Regions from separate parts of the Homo sapiens genome. Here regions 1 and 3 are each linked to region 2. A link is a loop called in an ENCODE intact Hi-C map of the cell type or tissue named here. Cell type or tissue: heart right ventricle. All regions are shown on one strand.

What was found. A loop is a pair of places that touch in the nucleus more often than their neighbours do. Peaks named below come from ENCODE experiments on the same cell type or tissue, not always from the same donor. Only the 100,000 strongest peaks of a DNase experiment are listed, where the experiment ranks them.
Region 1: a loop joins it to region 2, with 4 times the contacts of the local background. A loop is called at or near these places in 26 of 110 quality-filtered maps.
Region 3: it touches region 2 in a loop (9-fold over the local background); 48 of 110 quality-filtered maps call a loop at or near these places.

What each region holds. Positions count from the first base shown.
Region 1 is chr4:17,162,473-17,170,472 of GRCh38, forward strand. No RefSeq gene overlaps it. Among named protein-coding and RNA genes, the nearest start is that of LINC02493, 20 kb to the right of the region's middle. RefSeq lists an enhancer at 638-1,139. In heart right ventricle, no CTCF peak of the experiment used is centred here; a DNase peak (open chromatin) is centred at 4,726; H3K27ac peaks cover 3,112 bases.
Region 2 is chr4:17,319,786-17,327,785 of GRCh38, forward strand. It overlaps SNORA75B (small nucleolar RNA, H/ACA box 75B), which reads right to left and starts at 1,097; the gene lies at 961-1,097. In heart right ventricle, CTCF peaks have their summits at 4,772 (motif pointing left) and 4,975; a DNase peak (open chromatin) is centred at 4,771; H3K27ac peaks cover 693 bases.
Region 3 is chr4:16,790,442-16,798,441 of GRCh38, forward strand. The region is part of intron 1 of LDB2 (LIM domain binding 2); the gene reads right to left. Among named protein-coding and RNA genes, the nearest start is that of LDB2, 100 kb to the right of the region's middle. In heart right ventricle, a CTCF peak has its summit at 4,595 (motif pointing right); a DNase peak (open chromatin) is centred at 4,570; H3K27ac peaks cover 1,622 bases.

The sequences.
Region 1 (8,000 bases), 160 kb before region 2:
GCCAAGGAAGTTTTCCTCAATTATTCCCCTAAATATGTTTTCCAAACTTTTAGATTTCTCTTCTTCCTCAGGAACACCAATTATTCCTAGGTTTGGTCATTTAACATAATCCCAGATTTCTTGGAGGATTTGTTCACATTTTCTTTTTCTTTTTTCCTTGTTTTTGTTAGATTGGGTTAATTCAAAGACCTTGTCTTTAAGCTATGAATTTCTTTCTTCTACTTGTTCAGTTCTATTGCTGAGACTTTCCAGAGCATTTTCCATTTCTGTGTGTCCATTATTTCCTGAAGTTTTGATTGTTTTTTATTTATGTTATCTATTTCATTGAATATTTCTCCCTTCACCTCGTATCATTTTCTTGATTTCTTTACATTGGGCTTCACCTTTCTCTGGTGCCTCCCTGATTATCTTAATAACTAACCTCCTGAATTCTTTTTCAGGTAAATCAGGGATTTTTTCTTGGTTAGGATCCACTGCTGGTGAGCTAGTGTGATTTTTTTGGGGTGGGGGGAGGGGTTAAAAGCCCTGTTTTGTCACATTACCAGAGTTGGTTTTCTGGTTCCTTCTCATTTGGGTAGGCTCTGTCAGAGGGAAGGTCTAGGGCTGAAGGCTGTTGTTCAGATTCTTTTGTCCCATGGGGTGTTCCTTGATGTAGTACTCTCCCCCTTTTCCTATGAATGTGCTTCCTGGGAGCTGAGCTGTAGTGATTGTTATCTTTCTTCTGGATCTAGCCACCCAGGGAGTCTACCAGGCTCTGGGCTACTACTGGGGGCTGTCTGCACAGAGTCCTGTGATGTGAACCATCTGTGGGTCTCTCAGCCATGGATACCAGCACCTGTTCCAGTGTGGGTGGCAGGGTGGTCAAATGGACTCTGTGTGGGTTCTTAGCTTTGGTGGTTTAATGCACTATTTTTGTGCTGATTGGCTTCCTGCCGGGAGGTGGCGTTTTCCAGAGAGCATCAGCTGTGGTAGTATGGAGAAAAACATGGTGGGTGGGGCCCTAGAACTTCCAAGAGTATATGCCCTTTGTCTTAGTTACCAGGATGAGTACGAAAGGACCATTGGGTGGGGGCAGGCCTAGGCATGTCTGAGCTCACACTCTCCTTGGGTGGGTCTTGCTGCAGCTGCTGTAGGGGATGGGGGTGAGGTTCCCAGATCAACAGAGTTATGTTCCTAGGAGGACTGTGGCTATCTCTACTGTGTCATGCAGGTTGTCAGGGAAGTGGGGGATAGCCAGCAGTTACAGACCTCACCCAGCTCCTGTACAACCCAGAGTGCCAGTCTTACTCCCAACAGCACCAATCCTGTTTCCAGGCAGTGGGTGAGCAGGGCTAAGAACTTGCCCCAGGCTACCTGCCTCCCAGCTGCGAAAGCAAGTATGGATTTCCTTCTTCCCCAGTCAGTGGAATCTGCACACTGGATTCACACCCTTCCCCAAGTTCTGACCAGGAGGCTTCTTGATCAGTTCAAATTGTTACAATGTTCAGCTGGAAATTTCCTTCTCCCTGTGGCCTTTTCCCAGTGCCTCTGGCAGCCCTCCCAAAGGATTCCTGTGAAGCCAGGTAGGAATGACCAGCTTGGGGACCCAGCGAGCTCACAGGGCCTTTTCCACTGCTTCCTCTACTTCTGTACCTCGCTTGGCTCTCTAAATTGGCTGAGCTCCAGATAAAGCCAAAATCTTCTCCCGTAATCTAGACCTTCAGTTTCCCCAGTGGGGATGTGTGTTTAGAGGTAAACAATCTCCCTTCCCCACTCCTGCAGTTTGGGCACTCAGCATATTTGGGGTATCTCCTGGGTCCTGCAGGAGCAATCTGCTTCCTTCGGAGGGTCTGTGGCCCCCTCGGGTTTCCTAGTTTATTCCTGCAGTCGTTCTGTAGCTAAAATTCATGATGCGAGCCTCCATACACTGCTCTGTCCATCTGAGTCAGAGCTGCAATCTAGTCCTGCCCCTTGTCTGCCATGATTCCCCTTTTTCTCGTCTCAAATTTGTTTAATTTGTTTTTGTCCATGAATTCATCACTGTTTCTATCTTGCTCTGTATATTGTTTATCACAGAAGAGATGATGAGCAATGGAAGCCTCCAATCTTCCCTGAGAGCAGTAGCATAAAAACCATGTAGCCTCTGGACTCTGGGTTTATTCAAATAGAATCTTCTATTAAAATCACATTCCAGATAGGAAAAAAAAAAGTTTTAACTACAACTGATCTAAATATTGTTGACAGAAGACCCCCTCCTCTAAAACTGAGACAATGCCTATTACAAAGACTACATTTCAAAAGTTAAAAGTAAGCTAAAGTAAAAAGTTGGGACAGAGTTTAGATTTAAGGCTTTGGCCCATGGATTGGCTTGTAGTCAATATTTTCTTGAGTTACACATACAGTGAAGATTGCCACGAATAAGATGACACATTGAAAATAACATTATCTGAGCAGCGTCATGTCTGGATTTTAGCCAAGCTCAAGAAATATAAAATAAGGTTATTTCTATATGGTAGCCTCACTGCTGGGTATCTGGCTTTTAATGGTTTAGTGAGAAGATTTCATATTGATTTTTTTTCAAGTTTACTTTTTAATAACACAAATAACCTTCAGTAACTCATGAGGTATTCCATTAATGCCATAAAAGTACAAAATTTGAATTTCTGGTTTAGAAGTTCTCACATTTCATAGAATGCAAATGTTAGATGCATTTATGCAATCACAAATGCAACTAAGGTCATTGGTGGCAAACAACAGAAAGCAACTCTGGTTGATTTACACAGGAAGGGAATGAATAAATGGTGTTGGGATGTTCAAGGAATGGATCTGAAGGCAGAGGAACTAGGCTCAAGAGTCTGTGAGCAGAGCCAGGATCCTGCCCCATCACTACCGGCCATGTGCTCCCTCCCAACCCATTCCATGCTGCTAGACTCATTTGCCCTGGACATTCACTCTACACCAGTGATCTCCTGAGTCCAGCACAGATGCCATGGATAATGTCTCTTCACATCATTCTCTCATTATTCAAAGTCCTAGACAGAAGCTTCTTCTTACTCACACTCAAGTTTTGGCCCTGGATCTAGCTGTTAGCCAGTAGAGACAGGAAATACTTGCCCCCTCCTTGGGCTTCTGCTCAAATAGGAAAGTATCCAGAAGCTGGGGAATCAAAATGACTAAAGTTTGTTAAAATAAAATACCCAAATGAATACAAAGTGAATATTTCATGTCAGTGAAATACCCAAATAACAAAGAACTGTAATTTATTGAGGTGACTTTCTTCCAGGCAATGCACTATGTGCAATATATAATATATTGCGTACTTCTAGGCAATACACTATGTATAGTATATAATATATATAATTTCCATCTCATTTAATCCCTCATAGCACCCCTAATGAGACAGGTATTATCATATTAAGGACAAGGAAAGAGTAACATGCTCAGGGTCACAGAGCTATTGAGCATCAGAGCCAGAATTTAAAGGAAAGCCTTTCTGAAACAAACACCAGTTCCTCTAACCACTGAACTACACAGTCTCTCCATGAGTATTGCCACTGTGGGTTGGCTCAGGGTTTGCACTTACAAGGCATATGATGCATGTTTATTTTGGCATTTCCTTTCAGTAGACATTCAGTGAGTTTCCACCACCTATAAGCCACCATCTTAAGCACCATGGGTGGATATAAACATGAGTAAAGTACACATCGGTCACTAACTGCAATATGGAGAATGACAAAATCCCTGCAAGTGACAAATAAAAGATAAGTCATACCCTGAGGGCAAGGATTGTGTCTTTCTTGCTTACTGTCTATCCTTAGTACTTAGCATGGTGCCTGGACATAGCAGACTCTCAGTAAGTATTTAATAAATGAATAAAAATAATTAACATTTATTATGCACTTACTATGAGCCACGCACCCTGCCAAACCTCCTGTGAGGTACTTACAATGATTAATCTCCACTGTGTATCCTACCTAGGATCACATGTGAGTAAGGGGCATACAAAACCATGCAGACTGTACTTTACTGGGGGTGAGAGCTTCAGCTTGAGGTCGGCAACCAGACAGCATGCTGGCTATAGCAATCTGGGCTCCACATCTGTACCCCTTGGCTTTCATAAGAAGAAAAGGCATCTTGTTCAATGGCTCTGTTAAGAGAAAAGAAATTGCTTTCCCAGAATTTTCCCACAGATCCCCCCTTTGCATCTAACTGCCAGGAATTGGTCATATACTTATTCCTAAATTGGGTCCTGTAGCCAAAGTGAAGTCATGAGCTGATTGGCCTCGGCCAAAATGGCCAGTCCAATCAGGTCCAGAGAAGTATTAAGAGGGCTATTAAATAGTATTAAGAGGGTTCTGATGATTCTTAATAGGGTCAAGCCCTGCAGCTGGAGGTTGGTTCAACTTCCCCTGGAGCATATGGGCTATTGGGAGATGGGTAGCTACCTGAAAATAAGTGGAACTACTCTCAGGAAGGGGAAATGGACAGATGGATGCTCTATCGGTAACTGAATATGTCCACTATGACCTCCCTCTTTAAATTCCTACAGGCCCCCGCAGCTCTCAGAATGAAGTCTGAATGCGTCAGCAAAGCACACAACGTTCTTCACCACTTGCCTTCAGCCTGATTTTCCAGGCTTACTTCCAAACCTTGCAGGTCTCCTCCCCTGGTTTCCTAGAACTATTCACTCTCCTCTGAAAGCATGCCCTGCCCTTCCCCTTGCCTTTGCCCATGTGGTCTTGTGCCCGGAAAACTTTTCAGCTCTCAGATAACATGGCAGCTCCTCCTCTCAGCACCACGTCCTGCCTACTCCTTTGGGTGAACTGCTACCCAGTGTCTCAGGGGCCCCCAGGAGACAGTCTGCAAGGGCAAGCCTCCCTCACCAGGCTGCAGTGGTGCCTTCCTTGTCTTTGAATAAAGCAAGAAAATGAAAAGTCATCTGAATGAGTGAATGAATCCTAATGCAATATACTGTCTCAATTTCTTGAGCTTTTCCTTCCCAACCCTTATCACAATTGAAATTACATATTCATTGACATAATCATTTGTTTGGTATCTGTTTCCCCCCATAAAAATATAAGCTGTCTGGGGGCAGGAACCATGTCTCTTGTTCACTCCTGTACCTACCACAGTGTCTGACACATCTCAAGGGTTTAATAAATATCTGTTGAATGAATATAACATCCAGAATATAAAGCTGCCTAAAAACTGCACACACTATTTTTTCCATTGTATCTTTTCTTCAACAAGGAAATAATATGGCTCATAGGAATGAAGAAGAAACCTAAGCTTTATTCCAGACAGCTTTTCACGGCTTTGATTGCTGGAAAGAGGCAAAACCCCAAGTCACATGATTTTGTATTTAGAATATTAATTTTCCCTAGGTCATGCAGAAACAGCGATACTTTCCTTAATGAAATGCTCTTGTACTAGTTTCTATTTGTATGCAAAACACATCATTGGTTTAACATATTGAGACAATCTCCCCTACCCATGCACACCCATATCTGCCTAGCCGAAGAAGGGGAAAGGCTTCTGATTTATTACACATAAACAAAATGAATAAGATAACATTTTATTAGTTAGAAACCATTATAAAAACAGCAATAAAATGGGGCAGTACAAGTGGAAGACGCCCTTATCAATAAATCCTCAGAAGTTTAGGACCCTGGTGCATGTTGTAATAATAAAAAAGATAATTAAAAGGATCGAATTGCACAGCTGTATCATTTTATCAAGAAGCAGCCCTCTAACAATAGAAAACATCAGGGCAGTAACAGTTGGTGAGTCTCTAACCTTTTTAAAAAGGAAAGGTATTTGAGATTCAAGTTGTTTTAGCTATTGTGAGAAGAATCCATGTTTACGTTGTGTCGCATTGAAACATGCAAATCCAGGCAAGAAATGGCTTTCCTTTAAAATCAGTATCTTTATGAGTCTTGTTTCTTGTGCTGAGCAGTAACTGGCTTTATTAAATTAGCCATATCCATCCTATCAATTATAGCTGATATTATAACTAACAACTGTAGGTGAGAAAGACAGTTTCCTTACTTTTTGTCTAAGAAAGTCTTGGGTTTTCTTCCCTTGACTGAGAATCTTCATTTTGTCTTAGAAAATCCTTATGACACATTGCAAATACTTTTTATACAAAGACATCACAAGGAAACACAGAAACCTCAGAGCTTTTTCATTTCCCAGAGAGCTGTAGTCAGTTTTTAGAAAGTAAATTGTGTCCTCTACCCTCCCCTCAACTCCCTCCAGGTCAATGTTTCCCCTCCCCCATCCTGGTCAGTTTAATATGAGTCACTGCCTGGGCTTTGTTGTATGGAATAAAATAACATATTCTCCTGGGAGTCAGTTCATGCAAAACACTCCCTGCTGAGAGTGGAAATTTACCCATAAGACATTCTTCCAGCAGCAAGCCCCTGGAGGAAACCTGACCAGAATGTTTAAAGACTTGAGGAGCTCGGTCTCCTTAACTCCCTCAAAATTTCTCAGAGAAAAAAAAAAACACACACACACACATATTTAAGGTTTATAACACCTGGTGACAAAAGACACAGTGAGATATGATGTTATTTAGAAAGAAAACTGAAAATGAGTAGATTATTTCCAATATTTCGTCTGCCACTCTGTCTTCTACCACGATTTCTATTCTTTCTATTCTCCCTTCCCATTTTGGTTTATGGTCACTCTGCAGTCGTTCCATTGATCAATGCATGAACTCTTTCTTTTAACAACTGCCACATACTCAATAAGTTACTTTAAGCCAAGTAGCTATTATTTTGCAACATATTTATAAACTCTGATATATTTTCTGTAGTGTAAATGACATCGATTTACCACTAAAATAATACATGTGTTCATAAATGCATAAATCACAAGAAAGCTTAGTTGGGACTTATAAAAAGTCTTGAAACAAGCCCATCTTTGTAAAACATACACATATACATAATATAATTAATAATGTAATATACACACATACTATAGATACAGATACTTTTTTTTTTAATAGTAAAGCTAAGGATCATGAAAGAACATGGAAATGGAAGCCCAGCCCAAGAACTTTGCCTCTCCTTCATCAACATTTACCAAATGGTGATGCAAACAAATCAGAAGAAATATAAATTTCACCGAAGGCAGCTCCCATCTTACAGAGGGCCTAGACAAAGCTGGTAAGAACCGGCTGTCTTGAAAAGGCATCAGAAGAGATTTACTTGATGGCCCCTGGGCTAGACATTGTGTCATCTTTTCTTTTTATTAAGAACTTGTTATCTAGGTTTTCAAAAGTGTACTTATAATACACTTTACTAAATAGTTTGTAGAGTTGCACAATGTATGCCTGTATAAAAACCCTGTTAAAAATTTCAAAGTTTGCAAACTGGAAGAATAAGTGAGTGGCTCATTTAATTTATTTTAATCAGTTATATCAGGAAAATGCAATTATATTGAAGGGAACCCTTTGCAGAAGCAGAGAGCAATTAGGTTTTGCGTGCAGAGTACTTTTTTTTTTAAAGCCCATGTCTGCAGCATTAAAGAAAAGCATAATGTCAATCATCTTGATTTCAAATTCCTTTAGTGCAGTCCTTAAACAGTGCAAAAATTATAGAAAGCTAAAGCTATTTTTGTCAAGATTGTGTGCAGCTGTTTTCTGCAATTCTTGAACATTCTTGATATAAATGTGTTTCCAAAGGTACCCGTTTTTAAAAGTAAAAATTACTGCAGTAATGCTCTTAACCTTATTTTAAATAGACATTTTCACATCATCTCTTAAAGAGAAAAACTTACCAAAGAGGCCCCTTGAGTGAGCTAAAGTTTCACTAAATTTAAGTAATGGGATTTCCCTGCTCATTAACATCATCTTATGCAAAAGAGTAGCTTAAAACTTGACAAGTAGATGGCAACAGTGCAAAATGGCAGCCTATTTAAAGGGAATTTGTTAAATTGTCGAAGATGTGGGTGGGAGACAGGTTAAGAAAATTTTATAACAAGTACTGCACTTCCAAAGACAAGTCTAAAATTCT
Region 2 (8,000 bases):
TCCAAGCTGTCCAAAGACAGAATAGACCTAGACAGTCTCAAAAACAAAGGAAACACACAAAGTATGAAATCTAAGACCAAATATCTTTGACCTCCCAGAACAGATCAAAAGTATAGATCTGAGTATAAATACTGTACCCTACTGGCCTCTCTAAGTATTCATCAGATGGTGTGTTTTTGGCTTAGGGGTTCTTAAATGATATACATAGAGAGAGAAAGGGAAGCAAATTTCTTGGCAGATTCAAGCATCTGTGTAGGGAAGAGGAAGGAAGAGTAGTACACTTAAGAGAATCGCAGTGGAATGGGAGTAAGAGGCTGAGAATAGACACGTTTTAGGTTTAGGCTAAGAATTGAGAGAACTCACACAGTTGCTGCGAGGATCAAAGGATAACATGCAAAAATAGACAGAAAAGTATAGCTCATGAGATAAATGTAAGAAATTCCGGTCCCAGAGGCAGCTGGCAGTGCTACCGGCTCCTGAGCAAGTGAAGCAATGCAAACTGTCGGAGGAATATGGTTCCACTGAACCTATTCCAGCCAGGAATAAACAAGGATGAAAAGGAGGCTTTGGGAACAATGAAGGCAACAAAGACAGCTGGTGGGGGGTGGAAAAAGGAATACATGAAGGGAAGTCCAATTCTGCCATGGCTTGGACATCAAGGTGCTCAAAATTCATGAAGCTCCTCCCTTCTACCATTTGCACCCAAGAGGCCTGAAAATAACCAGATTGCCAGGCCTTTCCTACCTCTCCTTCCCTCTATCTGAAACATCTCTCTTCTCCTTCCTTACTCAGCTCTTTCCTTTGTCTTCTGCTTGGTCATCTCCCAACTATGTTTCAGGTCTCTTAGTTGTCACTTTCTGCAGAAACCCTTTCTGGACTTCCCCTCACCCAATGCTAAATCCTTCTTCTTTTTGGTTCTCCAAACTCCCTGTTCTTTTGTTTGTTTGTTTTTTCTTCCCAGAATGTCTCACAAAACAGCCAAATATACCTCTGTAAAGACAGAAAGTAAAATAACGCTAGTTCTGTGAATTCTCTCTTCTTCTCATGCAAATCCATCAACTGCCATCAATGGACAGAAAGGAGCTCAATGAGAAGCCAAGCTCCCTGTTCTTTCTCCATTTCTATATAGTTACTGCCTCTTGCCATCTTCCCCATCACCCTCCATAAACTTGTTAACCTTGTGAAGGCAAGAACCATGGTGTCTACACAGTACCTGGCCCATAACAGAAACACAATAAATTCATTCATTCATTTACTCACCTGACACATATTTACTGAATATACATTCTGTGCCGGGCACTGAAGTAAAGCAGCAAACAAGACAGATAAATTCTCTGCCTTCATTCTTGGGGGAAGGAAAAGTTTTTTTTTATTTTATTTTATTTTTAAATCAAGTAAATGAAAACAAACAAGACGGTTACAGATTGCTAAAAGAGGTATGGAAAAAAATGAACAGTTTGATGACATGAAAGAGGAAGACCTTCTTTAAGTCTCATGTCTTTGGATTCTGGGAGAATCTGTCCCCTGCAGCCTAAAGCCATGTTCCTTCTTTCACCGGGATTCACTGAGATCCTCAGGGAGATCACAGGGCAATGAGGGGAACTGAAGAGGAAACCAGGGATTGTAATCATATGGGATAAGGCCTATGACAGATACTCACATGGGGCTGGGTGTGATGGAAGGGCCAAGTGGTATGTTGAAAATTTAGGAGCAGTGTTCCAGAAGGGCTTCTGGTGACGATGACTTCGAGCCTGGTGATTCAGAGTACTATGGTTTCTGGGACTGTAGTACTGGATTTGAATCCAGCCCCCACCTCTCACTAGCTGTGTGGCCTTGGATGAGTTACTTAATTTCTGTGTTTCAGGTTCCTCATCTGAAGGATGAGTTAAATGACAATACTCGCCCTACAGGGCAGTTGTGAGGATGAACTTTATTCATATACATAAACTACTTAGAATAGGGTGAATATATAGTGAGTGCTATACATGTTGACCTCGATTACTGTTTTCAGGATGCAAAAGAGTTAGCTCAATGAAGAAAAGAGTGGTGAAAAAGCATCCCAAGAAGAACAAATACCTGTGGAATGAAGGAAAGAATGGAAAGAATGGCAAATGACTCCAAGATGACAGCTTAGTCAACAGGCGCTGGCTTTGTCCGTGAATAATCATAGGGGAGAATCCATTGTGCTAGAGCTGCCTCGTGGGTTAAGAACAAACCCAGGAAAAATAGACGGGTTCTCTGTCCTCACAGGCATATTCAACAAGACTAAACACACAAGGAAGAGAGACTAAACACATGAGAAGGATGCAAGGCAGCAAAAAAACCGGCTCTGAACTAGGTAGCCAGACTCCAATGGTAATCTCAAAAAAAAAAAAAATGAATCATACTATTTTGTTTGTGATGTGCCAGACACTGGGCTAAACACTTTATATGTTTTTCCTGCTTAAATTCAGCCCACAAATACACATTATGTGACTGTCTCTCCATGACAAAACCCCTAGGAGATTTTAGGGAAGGGAGAGATTGACCCAAAGGACCCAAAAAGACAGCAAAGCTTGAGCTAGGCCTTAAGAGAAGGAAAGAATTTGAATAGAAGGTGAGTAAAAGAGAAACTACAGAAGCACAGCCCAAGAGAAACATAATGTGAGCCACAAATACAAGCTACATATCCAATTCTGAATTTTCTAGTGGCCACATTTTTTAAAGTTAAAAAAGGTAAAATTAACTTTTAGAATATATTTTATCCAATATTTGCAATGTATTAAAATTTCAGTATGTAATCAGTATAAAACATTATTAATGAGATGTTTTGCATTATTTTCTTTCTCTACTAAGTCTTTGATATCTGGTGTGTATTCTCTACTTACAGAACTTGTCAGTTTCAAGTAGCCAGACTTCAAGTGCTCAATAGCCCCATGTGACTACCACCTTGGACAGCACAAGTCAAGAGGTTTTGAAAAAAGAAAAGGCATTCATGGATGTCTTGCTAGGCCTCAGTCACTTTTTCTACAAACACAGCTTTATTTAATCTTCCAAACCACTCCCTTAGGGGAATATTGTTACAGGTTGAGTATCCCTTATCCAAAATGCTTGGGACCAGAAGTATTTTGGAATTCAGATATTTTTTCTAATTTTGGAATACTTGCATTATACTTATGCGTTCAGCATCTTTACTCCGAGAATCCAAAATCTGAAATGTTCCAATGGGTATTTCCTTTGAACATTGTGTCAGCATTCAATGGCAAAAGTTTGGATGTGAAATCCAAAAGTTTTGCATTTTGAAGCATTTCGGGTTTTGGATTTTTGGATGAGGGGTATTCAACCTGTATTATCCCCATTTTACAGAGGAGAACACTGAGACTCTAAGAGGTTAAGTTGACAGCTAAATAAGTGGGTTGATCTAGGATTTAAATCCAGCTCTCACCAACTTCAAGCCTGGGCATATTCCTCATGCTGGAATTGTCTTAGGAAACTGCTTCCGAGGACCGTGCACCCCAAAACAAGACAACACCCGGGCAGAGAGAACCACAGAGATCCTGGGATCCACTTCTGAGCAGCTTCCTCCCCAGGCTCCATAGCCCACACCAGCTTTGTACAGCCTCCCGTACAGGGAGCAGGGTGGACAAAAAGCACGCAAACACACGCAACTTTTCTCTTTCCAGTTAATTGAAATTGAGATGTACCCTGCTCCATCACAGCAAAATGACGAAAGGAAAGCAAGGAAGGGCACCTGTGTGGGTAAATCTTTTACTTCTGTTGCAGAGACGTACATGATGAACAGATACTTAGTTGGCTGCTTCTCAGCCAGCCAAGCAGGGCTCCCTTACACCCTTTGCGGCTCTATTTTGTTGTCAATTACTGTTTCTAAAACTATTAAGAGAGGAAGGGGGAAGAGTATAAACAGCATTAACGGTAATTTACGATCTGAAAAGGGACAGCAGGAGTTCGAAATCTGTCTACATTAAGATACTTTCCCCACGCTCCTCTGGGTCCTGGAGCTAGAGGATCAGGATCCAGGATCGTAGGAAAAGGATGTTTATACAACACTTCTGGCAGAAAAGACATTTTTTTTCCTTGCACGCCGAGGGCAAGGTTCAGCTGACTTTCCATAAAGGGTCTGGTCTGTGCCGAGCATGCTGTGGGTACCCTGTCCCTGGTGTGGGAAGATACATGAGCTTTCCAGATTTTTGTTTTATTTTATTTACTTTTTGTTTAATGAACCCTCCCTGATTTCTACAGTCATTCAAGCTTGCTGCCACCCACCCCACCCCACCTCAACCATCAGCAAAGCCCACCAGGAAAATTGCCAAGAGAGACACTCATCAGCTCTTCAGTGAGAATTTTGCCATGCTTCTGCCTTTGGTAACTCCAGATTCTTCCAGACAAAGGTTGACTCCATCACTAAGGCATGTTTTATGCCATCCAGTTTAACTTTGCAGGACCTACTTCTCAAGCCAAGGAATTGCAAGACCACATTATGTAGCAGCTTGAGTTAGAGTCTAAAAGGAGAGCCAGTTGCACCCCAGGATTACCATGATTTTTTCCTTTTTCTTTTCTTTTGAGGTGGGCATGAGATACCACGGTCTGGCTCTGAACACAATCTCTGGCAGCTGCTTATGATTCTCTCAACACTAATGATGTGATCAAGTCTTCGAGTGAATTTTGGAGCTGAAGGGAGAGACAAAAAGAAAATTTCATAAACCACCCCCAGAATCTGTTCGCTGAAGCACCACACATTTACAGTACCACCTTCGCGAACCAGTCTCTTAGATCACTAGCGACCCCACGTGGCCAATTTAAAAGAACAGTAATTTTTCTCCCCCCCCGCAGAAAAGAAACTTAACGCTTCAAGGTTTTACTCCTAAGTCTTCGTAGAATTTAAAAACTGAAAAGCTGTAAGGACCGTTAATGTCACCTGACCCAACCACCTCATTTTACAGGAAGCAGAGGTTGAGAGAGGTAAAAAGGGCCTCGAAAGGTCACACAGAATGTTAAGGTCAAGTTAGGAAGCAATACAAGAAATGATTCTAAGAGATTCTATGCTACTGGATTTTAATTTCTTAATCGAAGAAAGGAAAAGAAGGCTTTTGTTCCCCAGACCAGAAAATAAATACTGCTATTACAGAAGAATCACTGTAATAAGACTGCATGTTTTAAAGGATCCCAAGTTCCAATAGGTATGTAGGCAATACATATATTTCTTTCCTCTTCTACGCCTAAAACTTACCAGAGTACATTAAATAGAGTCACGGCAAGAATGAGGCCAGCATGGACAAGAGGGAGGAGTCGGCATTTGGCAAATGTGAATTAGATGCTCATTCCCAAAGCCTAGCCACTGAGCAAAGGAAAAGATTGGGTTTCATTTCCACCCTCATAATGGCACTGCAGAGTGGACACTATTATTCCCATTTTAGAAATGAGAACACTGAGGCTCAGGGAACTAAACTAACTTGCTCAAAATCTGACAGAGACTAAACTGCAAAGCTAGCTCTCTGCAGGACTTTACTTAATGCCTCAACTTATCCATCCATCAAATGGGATGATAAAGTCGGCCTGTTGATCAGAAAATGTTAGTGTTAGAAAGGGTCCTCAGAGGAACTCTCTTTCAAATGAAAATGGACCCGCTGTACATATAACAGTCAAAAATGATTGGTATCTATCTGCATATATATAATAAAGTCTAGCAAAGAGAACATGGGTGCTGTTGTGACCAGATTAAAGCTGAGAGTTAAACAGGGCATTTGCAGTTTTCGATCTGCTTGAGCATCCGGGCTGTATATTCTGTTTTGTTTACTCTGTAACATAGAGTTTCTGATTCACTTTCCCCAAGATAGAAGTCTATCTTGGTTTGATGGACAATGTTGCTGCTGCTGCAGCTGTTCAAATCACACTGCCCTTCCAGCCTCAGAGCCCTCCTCAATTCAAGAGAGAGATGCTTCATTCAAAGTCTGCTCTAAAACCAGTTAGTACGTGTCTACCTTCAGGTCCACGTGGTGTTAAAATATGACATTCTATATACATTTATATGTGTATGTGTTGATATTTATTACCACTACTAACACAGTTTTAAATTAGGTGCAGATGACCTTAAAATCATTTACTTAACTCAAGCACCACCATAGAATCCAAAAGTTCCAGGAGGAGGAAGGAAAATTTGAAAATCACTGATCCAGTCCAGCCTGCTATCAAGAAACCCTACTTTTGTTAAAACCAAAATGAGAACCTCCAAAATTTAGGATCAGCTCAAATCTCCACTCCTCATCACCATCACTACAACCCCATGTGTCACCTTTCCCACGAAGCATCTCATTTGGTCTCCTTTTGCCATCATAGGTTGGACCCCTTCCCCGCCCCACCCCACTACAGGACACGGTCCCCCATTCTTGGCAGCTCTATCCAAAGCATGGACCAAACCTCCCTTTGCTGTCTGCTCTGAGTACCATGGAAACAGTCTGGAATTTTCCCAATGCCATTTCTAAAATTACTGCAAGAGAATAGAAGGTAAATAAATACAGAAAGTGGGAGAAATCTAAAATCAATGATTTACAAAGCGTGAAATTCTGATCCAAATCTTACTACAGGTCATTCTCTCTCTAGAGCTAGAAAATCTTTCCCTGTTCCAGGAGGAGGTCCCCAAAATAGAAATACTCCATGTAAATTGGTACAAAGACTCTGAAAAGCAATCCAGCACCATCCTTCAAGGTCTGTAAAAAAATTCCTATGCTCGGGCCCTGTAATTTCACTTCTCCAACTCACCTGAATGAAATAATCAAACAGCGAGGGCAGTAATTCATTCACAAAGATGTTTGTCACTAACTCACCTATAATTATATAAAAAAAGAAAACCTGAAAACAAACTGTGCAACAGGGTTTATGATGTAGCCATAAAATGGAACATTACGTAGCCATTAAAAATGATGTTTTAAAGCATTTTTGATAATACTAAGTGGACAAAAAAAGAACTTTTAATGGCATTTAGTGAAAATAGCAAGGTGCAAAACTGGTACACATTATGTAATCAAATATTTCAAACCAAAACAAGAGAAGTATGAGTGTGTAGAGGGAAAAAAAAAAAGAAGAAGAAACTTAGCAAAATGTTCACAAAGTGAACTGACAGAGTGGTGAGATTCATGCTGATTTTCTTCTGTACTTGAATTCTGCTTTACTTTTATGATGAGTTTGCATTAATGTATAATCTGAAAATAAAATAAGTTGGGGTGGTCTCTTTAAAAAATATTTTATTAACTTTGAAGATATTAACTTTTTAAAGATATGAACTCTGTAGCCCAGGAGGCTGACACATTTTCTCAATCTACATCTCCCTACCTCCTCCCTGTCCCCATCGTGCTCCATCTCCACGCCTCCTGCTCCGCCCACCTCATCTCTGCTTCTCCTTTCTGCTTGTGGATCCCAGAGATCCACATTCATGACAGCCAATGATGCGACCCTCCAAGGGACCTTCCAGAGTCACATTTGTCAGGAGGCTGGTACCTCTTCTGAATTATTTACCCTTAAATAAAGCAACCCCATGAAAAATTCACATCTCTCAAACGTCTTGCAAGATTTTTCTTCTCCTCTTGGTTGAAAGGCAGGGTCTATGGAATTCATAATTCATTCAACTAATATTGATTGAGCGTCCACCATGTGCCAGGACCTCTTCTGGAAGAATACATGAGACAAGGCCACCACCCTCTGAGAACTGGCATTCTGGCATGGGCAAAAAATAATAAATAATCATGCAAATGAGGAGAATATCAACTCTGCTAAGTGCTGTTCTCAGAGTGACTCAGTGGCTGCCTGAGACAGTTATTCTTCAGATCTGCGACAGTAAAACCACGAGGGAACGTCCAGGAGGTACCTTGATGCCAAGATGTTTAGAAAAGCTCAACTTCTTCAGGTCTCGTGCACCAGTGGTGAATGCTAGAAGATGCCAAGACCTCTCAAGAAGAGAGTTGCAGGAGGCTTCTAAACACAGACATACGCACATGAGCTGTGGCCAG
Region 3 (8,000 bases), 530 kb before region 2:
TGCAGCATGAGTAGAGGAAATGATTGATATTCAGTAATAGTGCTGGAACATTTGGTTTTCCATAGGAAAAAAATATATAAATAAAAATGTACATACCACCTAGGTTTGTGTACGTACACTCCATGACGTTTGCATAACAACAAGATCACCTAAGGATGCGTTTTTCAGAACGTATCCTTGTCGTTAAGCAATGCATGACCATTCAAAGCAGTCTGACGGAGCTAACATATTATTTCCTCGATAACCGGGATGAAAGTGTCAGATGTTTGAAAATCCTGGAGTTACAGCACAGGAAATGTGAGTCATCTGAGATTTCCAGTTCTTCTTCCAGGTAACCCAGAGTTAAGTTTAATGCTCTTGCAAAAAGTTACTTTCAGGTATGAACCAGAAAGAAAAAAAAATTGCCTAAAACCCAAAGCAATGTGTGAAACTGTTAAATTGTGGTATCCTGAGTAGAGACTTCAGTAGGCAATCCAGGACTTAGGCTGTGTGGATGAGAGCTATACATACAGGCACACCAGGCCCTTTCTTCACACCCTTTTTGCTCAGCAACTTCTATTTTCTAGAAAAGCCCAACTGCCTGGCTCAGAAAATCTACTTACATAACTACTTGTCATTATCAACTACCAGGTTAGCTTTCTCTACTGATGCCCAAGCCAACATCTCACACTCCTGCAACAGCTAAGAGCATTTTAGGATTTCCATGACAAAGCCTGTTCTTTGTGCTTTAATGCTTTGCTTAGTTTTCATATTTGTTGTGAACTCAAACCTAAAAGGGGATTGTCAAATCAGGCTTACAAAACCAAAACAACAACAACAACAACAACAAAAACGGCTGGGCGGGGTGACTCACACCTGTAATCCCAGCACTTTGAGAGGCCAAGGTGGGTGGATCATGAGGTCAGGAGTTCGAGACCAGCCTGGCCAACATGGTGAAACCCCGACTCTACTAAAAATACAAATATTAGCTGGGCATGGTCGTGAGCACCTGTAATCCCAGCTACTCGGGAGGCTGAGGCAGGAGAATTGCTTGAACGGGGGAGGCGGAGGTTGCAGTGAGCTGAGGTCATGCCTCAGCACTCCAGCCCGGGCAACAGAGCGAGACTCTGGCTCAGAAAAAAAAAAAAAAAAGAAAGACAGCCATTACAAATAGAAGCAGCTGCTTTTGATTTACAAACACTGTAATCTTCCCCAGGCTTTAGATATTTTTTTTGACAACATCCAGATCAGAACCAATTTAATTTTGAAAGATAGCTAATCAGGTAATTTGCTGTAGTACCTCTCTTGTTTTTGATTTTGTAAAGGAGGCTGGGAGGCTTGCACGAAGAAACCAGCACTTTATTGAAGATTACGAATTGACCCTTCAGGTATCATAAAATGTTTACCTATAATCTCCAGAAACAAGATAACTTCTGTACATTCATTTCAGCAACTTGAGCACTTCAGAGAGCTGTGTGAAATGGTGGTACCTATTTACATGGGGAAAGCTTGAAGCTCCAAACATTTTTTTATTATGTGATACTTCCTGATCCCCTTAATGTTTTTAGTGACTTACGTAGATAAACTCTCAATTTTGAAGGAGAGGAGTTGAACAGTCTCATAATCTTGATTTTGCAGTGTTTTATACTTCCAATACCCTAACATGTACACACTTGATGAGAAACAAAATGGGTGTGGATTTGAGGATTTCACATATTGTGAGATCATTAGTGTTAACCTAAGTTTTTTATCCACTAAACTTTGTTGAGCACTTACTGTGTAATAGGAATATGAGCTCTCTATCCTTAGATTCATATTTTAGTCTGGACAACAGGGCGACCCATGAAATGTTACTTTCTGAATACTTATATTCTTACTGTGTGCCAGACTGTGTTTAAAGTGTTTTACAAATATTCAATCCTCATGACAAGCCTATAAGATAGATACTGATTTGTCTCTTTAATTACCTGTGCTTTAAATTTGATCTGACTTCAGTCTCAGCCATGAGATTTTATTTCTCTCACCATGTAATTGTATCACACAGGATAGTTTTTTAAGACCTATTTCACCTTCTAATGTAGATGAAAGTGTCACAGAGTTGATACCTGTTGCTGTCTGCTAAGTCCTCCTCTCCACAACCAATTATCTAACTGCTCCTTCTGAGCAACTTCTCTTCCTTTTCGAAAGATGCATCATGGTTATGGGGAGAGCAAAGAGCCCATAGACATTACCCTGCCAATCTGGACAGATAAATGTGAAAAGCTGCCATTCCTCCCAGTTATCCATGTCCCTGGCCTCTCCTCGGCTCCTGTCTGCAGTTAAACAGTCCTTTTTGCTCAGTGACTTACAGGCAGGAATTATGAAAATTCTTACAGGAAGCTTTAACAAGAGGAAGGAGGAAGGAACATCATGATACATTTTATAAAGGCACTTTTCAAAATGTTTTCAGCATACTGTTGTAGAAATAAACATCAATTTGGGGGTTCAAATCCCAGCTCTGCTCCATTCTTGCTGTGTGATGTTGAGCAAGTTCAACAATCCCAAGCCCTCTTCAAACCCAAAAGAAAAGGAGCAGGGCCCCAAAGAAATGGACCCCCTTGGTTGGAGTATATTGTACAGGATTTCAGGTTATATAAGTAGAGGTTGAAGGTGGCTATTTTCTTTGTACAGCTTAAACGTTTGATTTTCCAAATCAGGAAACTTCATTTCTAAGTGTGCTAAATAGAATCTATAGGCTTCCTTCAGCTGACAAAAGGGAAGCAGCTGAAAATTGGTATACGCGTTGCCTTTAATTCAAGCTTTTGTGCCCTTTTTTTGGTCCTTATCGTTTAGGAGATTATATGCAGCTCCTGACCCCCAGGGAGAGAACAGCATCAAAGCACCCTCTAACCAGGGCAGAATGAGGCTGGTGACCTGAATTTTCTGGCTTCTGTGGGTTTATGTCTAATCTCCAGTGTTCCTTCAGGTGGTATTTTGTGCTTAATTATACTTAAAGGTTTGGAGGGTTCCATAGGTGGAATTCCATCTGAAGCCCAAACCGTCAAACCATCAGCTCCCAGGTTGCCATTTGAAGCTTCTTATTTTTAATCGTGCAGGTCTTTACCCAAGATGTGTTTTTTCTCATGTTAAAGGGTTTTTGTCTTTTAAGCAGCCATTTATACATACAAAAAGCAGTGTTTTGTTCAGGAATAAAATCACCTGAATAAATCTAAATCTGTCATGTAAATATTTCACCAATTATTACTAAGGGCTTTTTAATGATTCCTCTTTGTAACCTCTCCCTGCAGTCTAAGTCACTCCACTGGGGTAGGAAATATAAAACCCAAAATGTATTTGGAGCACAGCTGTATAGAACATCAATCTGAACCATGATGTGGTAAGAACCATAAGTGAACATGAAAGTTAAGAGGGACCAGAATGTAATGAGACAGGCAGGCTCTATCCCCATTTTACAGATATTGAAACTGAGGCCTTGGAAAACTACATGGGGTTATTGGTGCAATTAAAGCACTTATCTGGGACCTGCAGCTCCTTTCCTACCCCTCTCGGTAATGTCTTAGATTTACCAGCTAAAGGTCATTAAGCCATACTGCCTCTTTCAGTTAGTATTACATATTCAAAATCTGTTTGCATCCTTCCAGGGGAAGGGCCGTGCCCAAAGGGGACAGCACTGCTCTCTCTTATCAAAACAGGGCCTTCTTGGAGCTTACTAACGACCTTAAAGCCCACAACAAGCAGCTCAAATATATGGGTTAGGCAGCATGGGGCTGACACCCTGGGGCAGAGCTGAGATGATTTGGTTTACACCCCCTAAAATGCCAGGCTATATTCTATATCCTGAAGGTGCCTTAGTTGACAGGAGGTGGAAGTCAGGGGGTATCTTGGCTAAGGGAACAGGTGGCTAAAAGAAACCATGTAATGATATTAGGATGACCACCTCAAGATGACTGCAGCTCCTCCTCAGCTATCACTGTACCTTCAATCTGTGCAACAGATCTCTATGAAAAATGCACGTCTCATCTTCTTATACCTTCCCTGTCCTTGCTTTCATGATGCAGGCCAAGGGTTCTGAGTTCCAGAGTGGATGACCTAGGCTGGAGCTCTGGCTTTGTTATTGAGCTGTGTGACTTTGGGTCTGTTACTCACCTTCTCTGTACCTCAATCTCTTCATTTTTCAAATGTAAATAATAGAAGTATTTATCCCATGGGGTTAATAGCATCAATAATAAATTGATACATTTAAAGAGCATAACACACTAAATATTCAATGATGTTACCTATTATTAGGTTGATGCTTATGAACACTCAACCATTTGTTGTTTACATAAATGACAATTTTGGATGGGGTTCAACCTATTATTAAAGTTCTCAGCCTTACTGAAGCTTCATCTTTCCTTTTTGATTTAACTTAAGCATCACCTGCTCCTGGAAGCCTTTCCTGATGTTCAGTCTGAGTTCATTCCCACATACAATCATGTGTTCATTTACTCAACCTGACAGTATTGAGCACTCATGGCCACGTGCCAGGCAGTGGAAATTAAACAGTGAGCGAAAATCCAGGCAGGAAAGACACAACCTAGTAGACAATCAATAGAATCAGTGCCTCTCTAGGCCAGTAGAGGGCGCTAGGAGCGGGGAAGACATGCTTGAAAATAGGATCTCGATGGAGAGCCTGAGTTGAGGACAGGGAAATCTTCCCGGAGCACATAACCTTTACCCAAGACTGGCAGAAAGAGTAGGAATTGGTCAGATGAAGAGGAGAAGATTCTTCCAGAAACACCTGGACCTTGCTGTGAAGAGAGAGCCTGGGGAAGAGAAGCATGTCAGATGTGGCTGCAGAAAGAGAGCCTGTGGTGGAGACGGCAGTTAAAGAGTCCATATTACAGAGACCCAATCATAAAAGGCCTTGTAAGTCACCAAAAGAAATCTGGGCACAATCTAAGGATGCGCTCACTGCCAGGAACGTGCAAGTGCAAGGTTGCATCTGAGCAAGCCCTTCCTAACATTTGTCCTGAGGTGTCTTGCTGGTCTCCCTCTAGTCCTAGTCCTGCTGGGCTTTATCTTGAGGTCAACAGGAAACCCTTGAAGGGTTTCCAAAGGAGAGAGATACTTCCTTAACAGCATTTGAGGTGGTTCACTCTAGCTCACCTTGGGTAATGCACCAGAGAGAGGAAAGAGGAAGGCAGAAAGACAGGCAGTTATTCAGGCATGAACAATACCATGAATGGAGGCCTTTATCTCCAGCAAATCACTTATGACACTGATCTGTAATTTGTTTGTCTTTCACTAGACTCCGAATCCCTTGAGAATGAGGACTCAGGAGTCTCCCCCACCACCTTAACCTGTAGGACCAGTACATAATAGATAGTCGCTAAACGGTACCTATTATAATTGTAGCTACTGTTACTAATACTTTCTATTGTTAAAATTGAGATAGACAAATGCTATTGCTATAGTCCCACTTAGCAAATTGGATCCCATGGAATATTAACCTTCTGAGGTGTGTTAACCAATGTTTGGGGTACTGAGAGGGAAGGAGGTCCCCGAAGTCAAAGAAATTTGGGAAACATTTGCTTATAAACATTAAATGAGCCGGCGCGGTGGTTCACGCCTATAATCCCAGCACTTTGGGAGGCTGAGGTGGGCAGATCTCTTGAGTCCAGGAGTGTGAGACCAGTCTGGGCAACATGGTGAAATCCCATCTCTACAAAAAAAAAATTAGCCCGTCATGGTGGTGTCGTGTGGTCCTAGCTACTGGGGAGGTTAAGGTGGGAGGATTCCTTGGGCCAAGAAGACGAAGGTTGCAGTGAGCCAAGATCGTGCCCCTGCACTCCAGCCTGGGCAACAAAGTGAGCACTCTGTCTCAAACAAAACAAAACAAAACATTAAATGGCATTAGTATACACACATATGTTTCTAAACTCTCACTGCTGAGAGAGTCTGAAAGCAACAACACCTCAGTAGCAATGAGTGACCAAAAGTGGAAAAATTTGAATAACAAGATAAATAACATAGTACTGGATTATAACTCAATGTACAATACTGACATCCATGAATCCATGCTGATATACATACATGGTTGAATAAATAAATGGAAGAGATGAGACACATTTCCCATGCAGAAGAATCACAAGTGATTTATGTAGACACCCCCCTTGCAAGGAGATGGAGCCTCCCTACCCCTTAAGCTTGGGCTTGGGCTTAGTGACTTCCTTCCAAAGAGTATGGTAAGGAAACATGAAAAAAGAGTAATCATGTGGTGGAGAAACCTGACAAATACTAAGTCAGCCAGGTGATCAAGCTTAACATCGTCACTAATAAGCCATGTTGGTAACATGTGCCTTTCATAGGATGTGATGAGAATGGCACTGTACTTTGGTAGTCTTTGTCCCCAAAACCCATCACCCCTGTCTAATCATGAGAAGAACAGCAGACACGCCCAAAGGGAGGGACATTCTGCCAAATACCTAACCAGCACTTCTTAAAACATTCATGGTTAACAAACATAAGAAAAGTCTGAGAAATTGTTCCAAGCAAAAAGACCCTATAGAGACATGATGACCAAATGCAACGTGGTATTGTGCAGGGAAGCCTGAAAATATTATGAAAAAACTGAAGAAATCTGAATAAAGTGTGGAGTTTAGCTAATAATACAGTGGTTCCTTGGTATATGCAGAGAATTGGTTTCAGGACCCCTGCATTGACCAAAATCCTCAAGTCCTGCAGTCAACCCTGAGGAACCACATAGACGAAAAGGTCAGCCCGCCCTGTATGAGGGCTTTTCATCTCACACATGCGTATTTTTGATCCGCCTTTGGCTGAAAAAAATGCAGGTGTAAGTAAACCCATGCAGTTCAAACCCATTGTTCAAGGGTCAACTGTAATGTATTAATATTGGTTCATTAGTTTTGACAAACTAAGGATCATACTAAGATCAGACTAAGATCATACTAACGTAAGATCTTGACAGCTGGGGAAAATGGGCACAGCATACATGAGAATTCTCTCTACCGTCATTGCAATTCTTATGTAAATCTAAAAGCATTCTAAAGTAAAAAGTCTACTTAAAAAAAATAAATGATGTCTTTACTATCTGACTTCTCAAATGCTTTAATATGCTGAGACATTTTGAGTATTCCCAAATTAATATGACTAAAGAACTGAATAGCTGTTACATTCTCGGGTCCTAGGGTTCTCTAGAATAGTTAGGAATGATAATAATAATAGCTAACATTTATTAGAGAGGCTCTGAGCTTCGTGGTTAATAACTTTATCCCGTGAGCCAGACTCCCTGCTCACCTATGACCATCACTACTTAAGAGCTGTATAATCAAGGCTGGGCATGGTGGCTCTCCCCTGTAATCCCAGCATTTTAGGAGGCCGAGGTGAGCGGATCACAAGGTCAGGAGTTTGAGACCAGCCTGGCCAACATGGTGAAACCCTGTCTCTACTAAAAATACAAAAATTAGCCAGGCATGGTGACATCCACCTGTAGCCCCAGCTACTTGGGAGGCTGAGGCAGGAGAATTGCTTGAATCCAGAAGGCAGAGGTTGCAGTGAGCCAAGATCATGCCACTGCACTCCAGCCTGGGCGACAGAGCAAGACTCTGTCTCGAAAAAAAAAAAAAAAAAAGCTGTATAATCTTAGGCAAATTATTTTATTTAATTGTGCTTTGGTTTCCTTAGCTGAAAAATGGGATTAATGATGCCACTTAGTTCACAGGGTTATTGTGAGAATTCAATGTGTTTATATAAATGAATATTCCTCAATCTATATGACCCTCAAAATGACTTTTTGAGGGCTTTCCATGTGTCCTTTCTCTGCATTGTGAATATTATTATATGAAGTAGTTCCCAGCTATCATGTTATAGGGAAAGAAGTGAGTTCAAGTAACTTGCTCCAGGTCACACAACTGGATAACTATGGGATCAAGTCCATCTTGGAGGAAGCCTAAAGCTGAGGACATGACTTAGGATCTTGGAAAGCAGCAATAGGACCCTGAGAATCCAGGAGAGAGAAG